3 separate regions of the Homo sapiens genome follow, and all the other regions are linked to region 2. Evidence: chromatin contacts called from ENCODE Hi-C data. All regions are on one chromosome and are shown on one strand. The core of a region is the stretch at or near the end of the contact, and the rest is flanking DNA. Distances in the headings are between cores, read along the strand shown.

What was found. Hi-C counts contacts between places; a loop is a spot of excess contacts on that map. Pooled maps may share reads with other maps.
Region 1: a loop to region 2 is called in a pooled map, with 10 times the contacts of the local background. The contact joins two enhancer-like sites. A Hi-C loop is called at or near these places in 2 of 37 single-sample maps with no recorded cell type and 2 of 50 pooled maps.
Region 3: a loop to region 2 is called in a map with no recorded cell type, with 18 times the contacts of the local background. The contact joins two enhancer-like sites. A Hi-C loop is called at or near these places in 2 of 37 single-sample maps with no recorded cell type and 2 of 50 pooled maps.

What each region holds. Positions count from the first base shown.
Region 1 is chr1:180,847,427-180,850,893 of GRCh38, forward strand. The region is part of intron 11 of XPR1 (xenotropic and polytropic retrovirus receptor 1); the gene reads left to right. Among named protein-coding and RNA genes, the nearest start is that of LINC02816, 57 kb to the right of the region's middle. Within about 2 kb of position 1,850, at least 2 of the 41 ENCODE cell types and tissues checked have a DNase peak (open chromatin) inside an H3K27ac peak, as active enhancers do.
Region 2 is chr1:181,396,752-181,400,289 of GRCh38, forward strand. It overlaps a transcript of CACNA1E not described here. Among named protein-coding and RNA genes, the nearest start is that of CACNA1E, 85 kb to the right of the region's middle. RefSeq lists an enhancer at 1,762-1,871. Within about 2 kb of position 1,325, at least 2 of the 41 ENCODE cell types and tissues checked have a DNase peak (open chromatin) inside an H3K27ac peak, as active enhancers do.
Region 3 is chr1:182,144,508-182,147,842 of GRCh38, forward strand. No RefSeq gene overlaps it. Among named protein-coding and RNA genes, the nearest start is that of ZNF648, 84 kb to the left of the region's middle. RefSeq lists an enhancer at 1-388. Within about 2 kb of position 1,989, at least 11 of the 41 ENCODE cell types and tissues checked have a DNase peak (open chromatin) inside an H3K27ac peak, as active enhancers do.

The DNA.
Region 1 (3,467 bases), core at 600-3,099, 550 kb before region 2:
AGAACTAGAATGTGGGCTTTGGAGTTAGGACTAGGTTAATTTAGCCACTTACTAATTATGTTACCCTGAGAAAGTGACTAGATTTCTTTGATTTAAAATTAGTAAAATTGAGAGAATAATTCCCACCTCATAAGTTTATTATAAAGATTAAGTTGTGTAAATACACTATAACTGGTGTTAATTGGTATTGATATCCTCTCCACCATCTGTGATGAAAGCGTGAAAAAACTCACATGCAAAATATTAGGGAAGGGATTTTCATTATAGATGTGGAAGAATTTAAAATAATTATGAGTAAATGTCTAGATAAAATGGACCATTTATTTTTAGGAAATTAGAAATTAACAAGATAAATGCAAGAAGGCAGACACTCTAAATTATGGACTAAGAACTATTGCAGGAATAGGGAAAGTTGTCTTTGAAGTGTCAGACCACAGTTTTTTCACAAGTGAAACTTTGTAAAACCTTTCAAACCTTCAAGGAATGGTTTGTGCCATTTAAACCGTTTGGAAACGTAGAAGGAAAGCATCTTATTTCTCTTTACAAAACTAGCATAATTCTGAAAAATATCACACTCAATAAAGCTGTAGTCTAATGTTACTTATTAATATACATACAAAAATTCTTTAAAAAAATTGATACAAGATAATTATACATATTTATAGGGTACATAGTGATGTTCTGTATATGTGATCAGATCAAAGTAATTAGGATATCCATCTCAAACATTTATCATTTGTGTTGGTAACACTCACTATCCTTCTAGCTATTTGAAACTGTATATTATTGTTAACTGTAGTCATCCTACTGTGGTATAGAACACTAGAACTTATTGCTCCTATCTAGATGTAATTTTGAATCCTTTAACAAATCTCTCCCTATCCTTCTCTCCCCTATGCTTCCCAGCTTCTTGTAACCTCTGTTGGACTTTGTACTTCTATGAGATTAACATTTTTAGCTTCTACATATGAGTGAGACCATGTGGTGTTTAACTTTCTGTGCCTGGCTTATTTCACATAATGTAATGTACTCCAGTTCCATCTGTTTTGCTGGGAATTACAGGATTTCATTCTTTTTTATGGCTGAATAGTATGCCATTGTGTATATACACCACATTTTCTTTATCCATTTATCTGTGGTTGGACACTTATGTTGATTTTTTTATCTTGGCTATTGTGAATAGTGCTGCAGTAAACATGGGACTGCAGATGTCTCTTTGTTATACTGATTTCTTTTTCTTTGGACTGAAATGCCAAGTAGTGGAATTGCTAGATCACGTGGTAGTTCCTATATGCAGCTTTCTGAGGAACCTCCATACTGCTCTCCATAGTGACTATACTAGTTTACATTCCCACCAACATTATAAAAAGTCTTAATAAAATGTTTGCAGCTAGAACTGAGCAGTATATTAAAAGAATAATATACCATGACTAAGATATTTTAGTAATGCAAAAAATAATTCAGTGTTAGGAATCCTTAAAAATTAAATGTTACCATATCACTAAACCAAAGGAGAAAAGCCATGTGGTCAGCTCTGTAGGTGCCAAGGAGATGTTTGTTAATTTTTTAAGAAAGAATATAAGAATACTTCCTAAGTATAGCAAAATACTATACACACATGTGCGTATAATATGTCACTCTGTATCTTAGACCAATGACTAGAATCACGATTAAAGGTAAAAAAAATTTTTAAGTTGTTGGCCTAGACTTTCTAAGGCCCCTTTAGCTCTTTACATTCTATTAGTCTGATAGAGCTATTTGCAAATATGTCATGTGTTGGCAGACATTATGTCATTTTGAACCTGATACCAACTCCGAAAGAAAGGAAACAGGTGTTATTCTCATTTTGCTTGCGCAAGGTCACATGACAGTAAGTAGCAAAACCAGAATTTTGACTCTAGATTCATTCCTTTTTTTAACTCTAAAAAGTTATTTCCTACAAGGCAGCGTGCTATAATGTTGTGATCCTCAAATTTTGGTGTGTATCTGAATTACTTTGGATGCTTGCTTTAAAATGCATTATCTTGGGTTTTACCTTCAGTCTAATTGAGTAGGATTAGGGCGATCCAAAATTTGCATTTTTACCATGTCTTCTGCTAAAGGTGATTCACTGAGGACACATTAAGTGCATGCAAACAACAGATGTTGTAAACAGATGTGGTGTTGAGCAAATATAGAGACAAATAAAAGTAGATTTGAATACTACTTCCTCCTACTGAACTATTTGTAAAATCTTAGCAGTCAAGTGATGAATGGTACATAGGCAATAAAGCATACTGGGTGAGAGTGTGGGCTTTGGATCAATGAATCTTGGGCATGTTGCCTGATGATAATGGTACTCACTTCATAAGGAGGTTTTAAGGACATATGTGTAAGTTTTCATAGAGAGGAATGAGAAAGCAGAGCAGAGACAGTCAAGTGTTAGTTATACTTCAGTGGAAGTCTCAATACAGGTACATGCGTGCGCACACCCACAAAGCACATCAAGAAAGGGGACCCAGGAGTTCCCCACCAACAAAAAGATTTTGTTTCTCCCATCAGCTTTTATTCTGCTGAAAGTCATTAGAGACTATTGAAATTTTTTATTTTTAATTATATCTCAAAGTGGATTGATACTGCAGTTGGTGAAGTAGATTCCACAGTAAATATGTGAGTAGGTGTTTCAGAAGTACTGACTTTGATTTTTTGGTAGCATTTGAGATAATACAGGTTTTACTCTACTTCTAAAAATATTTTATTTAAAAGAAAAATGAAATGAAGGTTTATATAAAAAGGCATCACAGTTTTGGACTGTTTTACTCTGATATTTAGAATTGTTTCAGATGGATTTTTTAGATCTGATATGTTTTACTGGTGTAGAATATTGGCAGGCTGTATGAAGAAAACGTGGAAGAGATTTTGGCTTTCCTTCTCTCTGTGCCTATCTCCTATTATATTTCTTCTCACTCCCTTTTTAGGTTTGTTAACTAACCATAATATGGAATACATATTGTTATTTCTCACATTTCTAGAATACATCTTTGTGATCTGCATTTATTTTATATTCAATTCTGATTACTATATTCTGTATTATAGCTGCTTAAAGATGTACTCCAATCTTATTTCCATTTTTAAATGACTATAATTTTAGCTTATGTTTATCACTTTTTTCAGTTCAATTAAGAAAAAAGTTTCTGCCCATATGTATGTACTACCTGAAGCTTTCATAAAATGAGCACTTGAGACACTGTGTAAAATGTATAGAATCCTGGCCAGGCATGGTAACTGACACCTGTAATCTCAGCATTTTGGGATGCCAAGTTGGGAGGATCACTTAAGGCCTGGAGTTCGAGACTAGCTTGGGCAACATAGTGAGACCTCATCTCTAAAAAATTATTTTTTAATTAGGCAAGTGTCGTGGTACACACCTGTATTTCTAGCTACTTGGGAGGCTGAGGCAGGAGGATCACTTGAGCCCAGGAGTTCAA
Region 2 (3,538 bases), core at 75-2,574:
ATAGTTTACGCTAAAACAGATAAAATTACCCACTACATTCTTATAGAGACAAGAGGTATCAGATCTCAAGAGTTTAAGGAAAATAAATCACAGGAGAGAAATCTTAAAATTGGGAAAATTATTTCCATTAACTACTTCTTCTTCTGGGACTTGGGTAAAGACTGGAGCTACTTTATTTTAAGAGTAGAACACATCTGTCCAGCCTGCAGAAGATGCCTGGTTTGAACACCTCTGCAGCGAACCTGGCCAATGGAACAGCTGGGACTCCCTTGCAAGCTGCAGACCTGCTTTGTAGGGTAGTTCCAAGCCCTGAAGATAGGTGGGTTTTCTGCCACCAGATGAGGGAATTCTAGAGGCAACCAAACAGACCTTCACAGTAAAAAAGGGCAGAGGTCTACAGGAGCTCTCAGAATGTCTCTGGGAGGGTCAAGAGCATCAGTCCTCACTGATGCCTCCCATGCTCCCAGCAGGCCTCACATTATAGAATTCTCTTCTATTACTACGTCTCACCACAATAATGGTGGATGGGAACTCTGTCCTGAACCCTTACAAAACCCAGGCCCCTGCCTCGGTGAGTTTTTTGTTTATTTCCAGGCCGGAGTGCAGTGGCACGATCTTAGCTCACTGCAACCTCCACCTACCGGGTTCAAGTGATTCTCCTGCCTCAGCCTTCCAAGTAGCTGGGATTACAGGCATGCGTCACCACACCAGGCTAATTTTTGTATTTTTAGTAGAGACGGGGTTTCACCGTGTTGGCCAGGCTGGTCTCGAACTGGCCTCGAGTGATCCGCCTGCCTCGGCCTCCCAAAGTGCTGGGATTACAGGTATGAGCCACTGCGCCTGGACAGGGTGGGGTGTTTCAGCCTCTCATCACGTCACTAGGAAGACTCCAGGAAAAAGGAGGAAAGTGAGAAAAACTTTTGTATGGGCTACATCAGCGATGCTTAGAATCCAGCTCCAGGACCTGGTGTCCCTCCCCCTCATCCCGTCTTGTCCTTCCCTCTCCCTGCTGAGCTCCGCAGCCCTGGGGATTCCACATGTAGCCCTTACCCTTCTTGTACTCCAGTCAGTTCTCATTGGCATTCTCCTGGTTCTCAAAATGCTTTTACCCTATTGGCTAGGGCAAAAAATGACCTGAGAGATCCTGGACACTCTCCTAGCAACTGTGCCAGAGCTGGTGGCCATCGCCTTTTTGCAGAGACAGATGCTCCTGTAACAGGAACAAATCAATTAGCCAGCCTGCTGCTAATGTGCAAATGTCACCTTATTAAGCTAGTGTCTGCCTGGGGAAGCCGCCTCTTTCTCCTGTCCCCACTCTGAAGCTCAGCCCTCTGCTGTTGCTTCAACCTCTGTCTCTTCTGAGGTCAATTGTAAAATGAAACTGCTGCCATCTGAACATCTATGAAAGCCACAGGCTCTACCCAGATGCCTTGGCTGAGAGGAGGGGCAGTTTAATTTCCCTTCCTTCTCTGAAGAGTCTTGACGTGCAAGGACCAGCTCTCCCTTTATCACCATTTCCAGAAAAACACAAACAAGGCAAAACAAAATAAAAACAAAACTTTGCACCTATTTTTGGTGCCAAAACCTTAAATTAGATTAAGATCACATCAATTTCTTCCATAAGCTTTGTAGCTTAGGAAGTGCATGCTCACACTTTATTTTATTTAACCCTCATAATAAATCTATTGGAGGAAAGGACAATTATCTCCATATTACAGATGAGAAAACTGAGGCCCAGAGAGGTTGGCTGACTTGCTCAAGGATATTAAGCCAGTAAATTGCAAAGCCAGGGCTGGAAGAAGGGCAAGAAGGGCCAGAAAAGCTGATTCAAAGCGCAGGAACTCTGGAGGCACCTCCTGGCAGCTGGAGCAGGGTGTGCGGAGTGCCCTCCCTCCATGAGCTAAAGGAGGACTGGCTTCCATGAAGCACCAGCATTGCTCTGTCACCCCCACCCAACCTGGTCACCTTTCACTATGACCACTTTCCATCCTGTCTCACTTTCAGAAACGAGGTCTGAGCAGTGCAGCTGGACCTACTATAGTCATAGTTTCCACTGGCTTTGACTTCATCAAGCGAAAACCAACACCCCTTTGAAATCTGTAGCCCCATCCCTAAAAATCAGCCTTTCAGCTTGAATCAAAAGGCAAAAGGCAATGGAGATCCAACTGGAAACAGAGCTCCCTTCCTCCCTTCCAGGCAATGCTGCTGTGTAGAAGGTCACTTCAGAAATTCTGTCTACACTATGAGGACATAAATATTAGGGAGAATCTCCTCTGCCTCACATGAACCTGGGTCCTTCAGTGAGTCCCCCCACCACATCCCCTCAATCCTTTGATTCTTCCCAGTATTGTGACCTTTCCGTCCTTCCTCTGAAGTTGTAGGAGTTGATTCTTCCCAAAATAACCTGAGTAATGGCTTGCAGGAAAGTTACAATTAGCTTTTCACAGGGAAGAAAGTTTAGAGAGTTTTTTTTTTTTTAAAGGAAAAGAGGTAGAAGGAAAAAAAAAAAGCAAATGAAAAATCTTGTGGTCTTCTAAGTCAATTTAGAAAACACTGAGTTATTTCCGTAGAGCTATTCTGACAGGAGATACATTGATTTTTGGCCTCTCTTCATTGTTTTTATTGCTGATTACATCCTCTTTTTCTAGATTGTCCCAGGTGGCCACAGGTGAATGAATTGTGTTTACTTACAGACCACTGATTTCTGTGTTGACACACATTGATTTCAGCTCAGAGTAAGAAAGATCATCCTAATAGAGCTATCTAAAGTTGGAATAGTTGCTTGGGTGGTGGGGGAAAGAGGGTGGTAATGAAATAGTGAAATCCCTGTCAACGGAGGTGTTCAAAGACTGAATGACTGTGGAGGGAATGTGATCGAGCTGACTCCAGCAGGACTGGGAAGATAGCTCGGGGGATCTTTAATGTTCTCACCTCATGTTCAGCATTAACACCTGAGATGACTGTTTAATATTATGTAGATACTACGTGCCAGTGAGGACAGTGTTTCCCAAAGTGTGACTTGTTAGATGTTTCCCACAGGGTGGTATGCTTGATGATTTTCTTTGGTAAGGAATTTACTGTTAAAATAGTAAAAATACAATTAGTACAACAAATCACAATTTCATGGATATCATTGCCTGGGATGAAGCTAACAAAACCCATGCCATAGTAATGGACATTTAAACTGTAAAAATTACAGGTGAGGCCCTAAGTGGTAACCTTGAACATTTAAGACCTTCATTGCTAAATTTTAGCCTTAAATGTTTTGAAGGATGAATAGTACAGGTGACCCAGATAAATAATAGGGAATCTGATCTACTGTAGTTCTATGCTATATCTCAGTGTTCCCCCCCACCAGGGGTACATCGTGAAGCAGATTTGAATTTGCTTCACAAAACTCAGGTTATAAAAATCTAGCATTCATTATTTCCAGGATCTTGCTAGATTTCTGAGTTTCCAGCCACTTTAGTGGAAAACAACTTGATCTTTTTAAATTTATGTTTTACCTTATTTCTAGCCAGAGGTTTTCTAGTTAACT
Region 3 (3,335 bases), core at 739-3,238, 750 kb after region 2:
GGAGGAGGAAGGCCAAGCTGGGGATTTGTACAGACCAGTTCTGGCCAGATCTCTTAAAATGTTTTGTTCTTGCATTGCTGCTGCTGCTGCTGTTGGTTTTTTTCCCCCCTTCCCTGTGCTGAGCTGTCATTTCTTAGTCCAGCCAGGCCCTTATGAACTTCTGGTTCCTCTAAACGGTAAACACCCTGGTTTTCCAGACTACACCATAGCTCTCTTTTCTTATTTGCCTTCAAAATACACTTTAAAAAAAAAAAAAAGAAAGTAGAAAATGGCAATATCAGTGATAAGGGCAGGGCATGCACTGAAAAAGAACAGTTCAATCTAACATTTATCGAGCCTGCCACCTTCCTCAGCTTTATTCTCTCCTTTCTTGTTCTTGGTAACAGCAGATAAGAAATCAGCTGTGGGTCAATACGTGAAAAATGTTCACTCTTTTAGAGTAGTATTAAAATAAATATTTTCAATGACAACATTAAGCAGTTAATAATTAAAGCATGTGCATATGTATACTTAAAAGGGGCTGGAGTCCCTTCTGTCCAAATCAAATTTTCCACAAGCGTTGGTAACAAGGTGGCTGGGAATGTTGAGATGTGAGACTGGCCTTCCAAGGATCAGGAGGGCAGCTGGTGGTGGGTCTGCTCTCTCTCATCACTCTCAGTGGCGACATCACCGTCCATCCTCCCCAGTACTAAGATCTGCTTCAGGAAAGAGCCTGAAACCAGCCACATGTATCTCATGTTGGTGAAGGAAAATCACAGTAGTGGTCCTCAGTGGGACTCTAAAATGACTTCACATCAGCCTCATTTGGTAAATGAGGAAACTGAGGCTCCAAGAGGTGATGTGTGTCACCCAAGTTTCCATAGCAGAGCTAGAAAAAGACCTTGTTCCTGGGGTCCTGGGAGAGGGTCCTACTGCCCAGCTCTGACGGATGAAAGGAAGGCTTTTTTCCATGGTACCAGCTGTTGCTATGGGCAACCCTAGAGATCACTCTGTGGGGTGTGGGATCCTTCGGGAGAGCTTGTGCTTCCATTTGGAGAGACTTCACAAAGAGGGTGTGCCATGGGGACTAACATAAAAAATCAAGAGTGGGGAGACAGAAAGAGGAAGGTCAGCAGAACTGTCCAGATTTCTACAATGCCCGCCCTTCTTAGGCAAGCTAAGCCATCTACGTGTTGGGGGCATGGTTGCTGGCCCTCCGGAAACCCCTCGGATCTGAAGAGCAGACAAGAGCATCTGTCATCTCACAGAGATGCCTTGGGATTTGAATACTTGTTTTGTCTTTGGCCTGGAGTTTTACTCTTAGAGCTCCTTGCCCAGATATTCCATGGTAACCCACTGTCATATTCTGCATAGTCCTCTGAGATAAATATGGAGAAATTATGGAATGCAGGGGAAAGAATTCTGAACTTCAAATGAGAAGAGCTGGGTTTGTGTCTGGCTTCACTCCTTACTTGTGTCTAATCAAAAGCAAATCAAAATTGAAAGTAAGAGCTAAATTTTTGTTAAGGTAGGATTTTAAGGCAATTGTTAAGTCAAAGATGTATCTTAAGCACCACATTCAAAACCACGTATTCTCGTACATCACTCTTACTGTATTTTCTAGACTCTAAGAAGCCATTGACTAAGACACAGCAGCGAGTTAATAACAGCTTTTAGGGGGAAAGGAGAAGAAAAATGTTTCTCTGTTAAACATACACATCAATTGTAAGACACAGGATCTCTGAAATGTCAGGTGTGAAGATCAAGCTTCTTGGAATGAAAGAAACAGTGGTATTGTTAACATTTTGAAGGAAGACTGGCTCAGGGAAGGGCAAAAGACATTTTTGAACACACGGCTACTTATCGGGTTAGTAGAATGTTCCCCAAATTCTCCTTTGTAATACCTACATCCTCTTTGGCTGTTCCCCTCCTGGTCCTCAGTCTTTTGTTTACCTGTCATTGAAACTTTCCACCAGTTTGGCCAATGGCCATTGTGTCAACTGCAGCTCAGACTTGTCCAGGCAAACACCGGCTCACTGACCAGGTGCTCACCAAGCCTCAGGGTACACATACCAGCCCCGCGGTACCATACCCTCAGGGTACACAACCACACCCACAGACACCTGGTAATACTGCTTCATACTACATTAATTTTCCTGTAAGCAAACTTTCTGACTTAAATCATTTTGTTTCAGAAGTAAAAGTGATAATTTCACTTTACATGCAAAACCTATATCACTTCTGTAGATACAAAGTAAGCATAAAAATAGTAAAATGGGCCAAGCACAATGGCTCACACCTGTAATCCCAGCACTTTGGGAGGTCGAGGCAGGCAGATCACTTGAGGTCAGGAGTTCGAGACCAGCCTGGCCAACATGGTGAAACCCCGTCTCTACTAAAAATACAAAAATTAGACGAGCATGGTGGCGCATGCCTGTAATCCTAGCAACTCAGGAGGCTGAGGCAGGAGAATCACTTGAACCCAGGAGGCAGTGGTTGCAGTGAGCTGGGATCATGCCACTGCACTCCAGCCTAGGTGACAGAGCCAGACCCTGTCTCAAAAAAAAAAAAAAAAGTAAAATGGAAACATAGAAACTTAAAAAAAAAAAAACTATGTTGATTCTAATACCTTGTGTGTAGAATAAATCCAATCAATTTATGAAAATAATTTCCTCACTGAGAAAAATGAAACTGTAATCTTTCCATAAGAAAGGAATATTCAACCCCACGTACTAAGTTTAAGAGAACAGCGAGGAGCTATGTCTGTTAGGGCCAGTTACACGTAGGAGCCACAGTACCAGCTGCCTGCAGAGTAGCTGTGTGACCACAGGTCAGTTTCTCAACATCTGTGCGCCTTAGTTCCTTGTTTGTCAAACAGAAATGAAAATAACACCAATTTGGGGGTTATTTCTGATGACTAAATGAGTTAATGCATGCAAAGCACTTATGACAGTGCCTGGTATTTAGTAAGGTCTCAATACATGTTAGCTATAATGATAATCAGTAGTCAGGGTATTACAATTAGTAGTATTCATGACTTAAAATTCCTACTCACTGGAGTTGGAGTCAGAAAGATTTTTAAGACATTAACTGTTTTCTCTCATAAGACTGGTTACTCAGGGTTAGTTTCTAACCAAAATGATGAAAGTAGCTGTTGCCCAACAACTGCTCCTTAAAGAAGCCATCTCCAGGATGGAGTGTCAGAATATGTCCAGTTAAATCTGGTCATGTTTGGAAAGTGATGGAAAGTGGGTTCCTAATCTACTCCCTGCCACATTCCAGTTTAGAAAAATACTTATATATTTTTTTCATTTTCCAAGGATCACTATGTTCAAAACAATTTTGAACTAGTTATT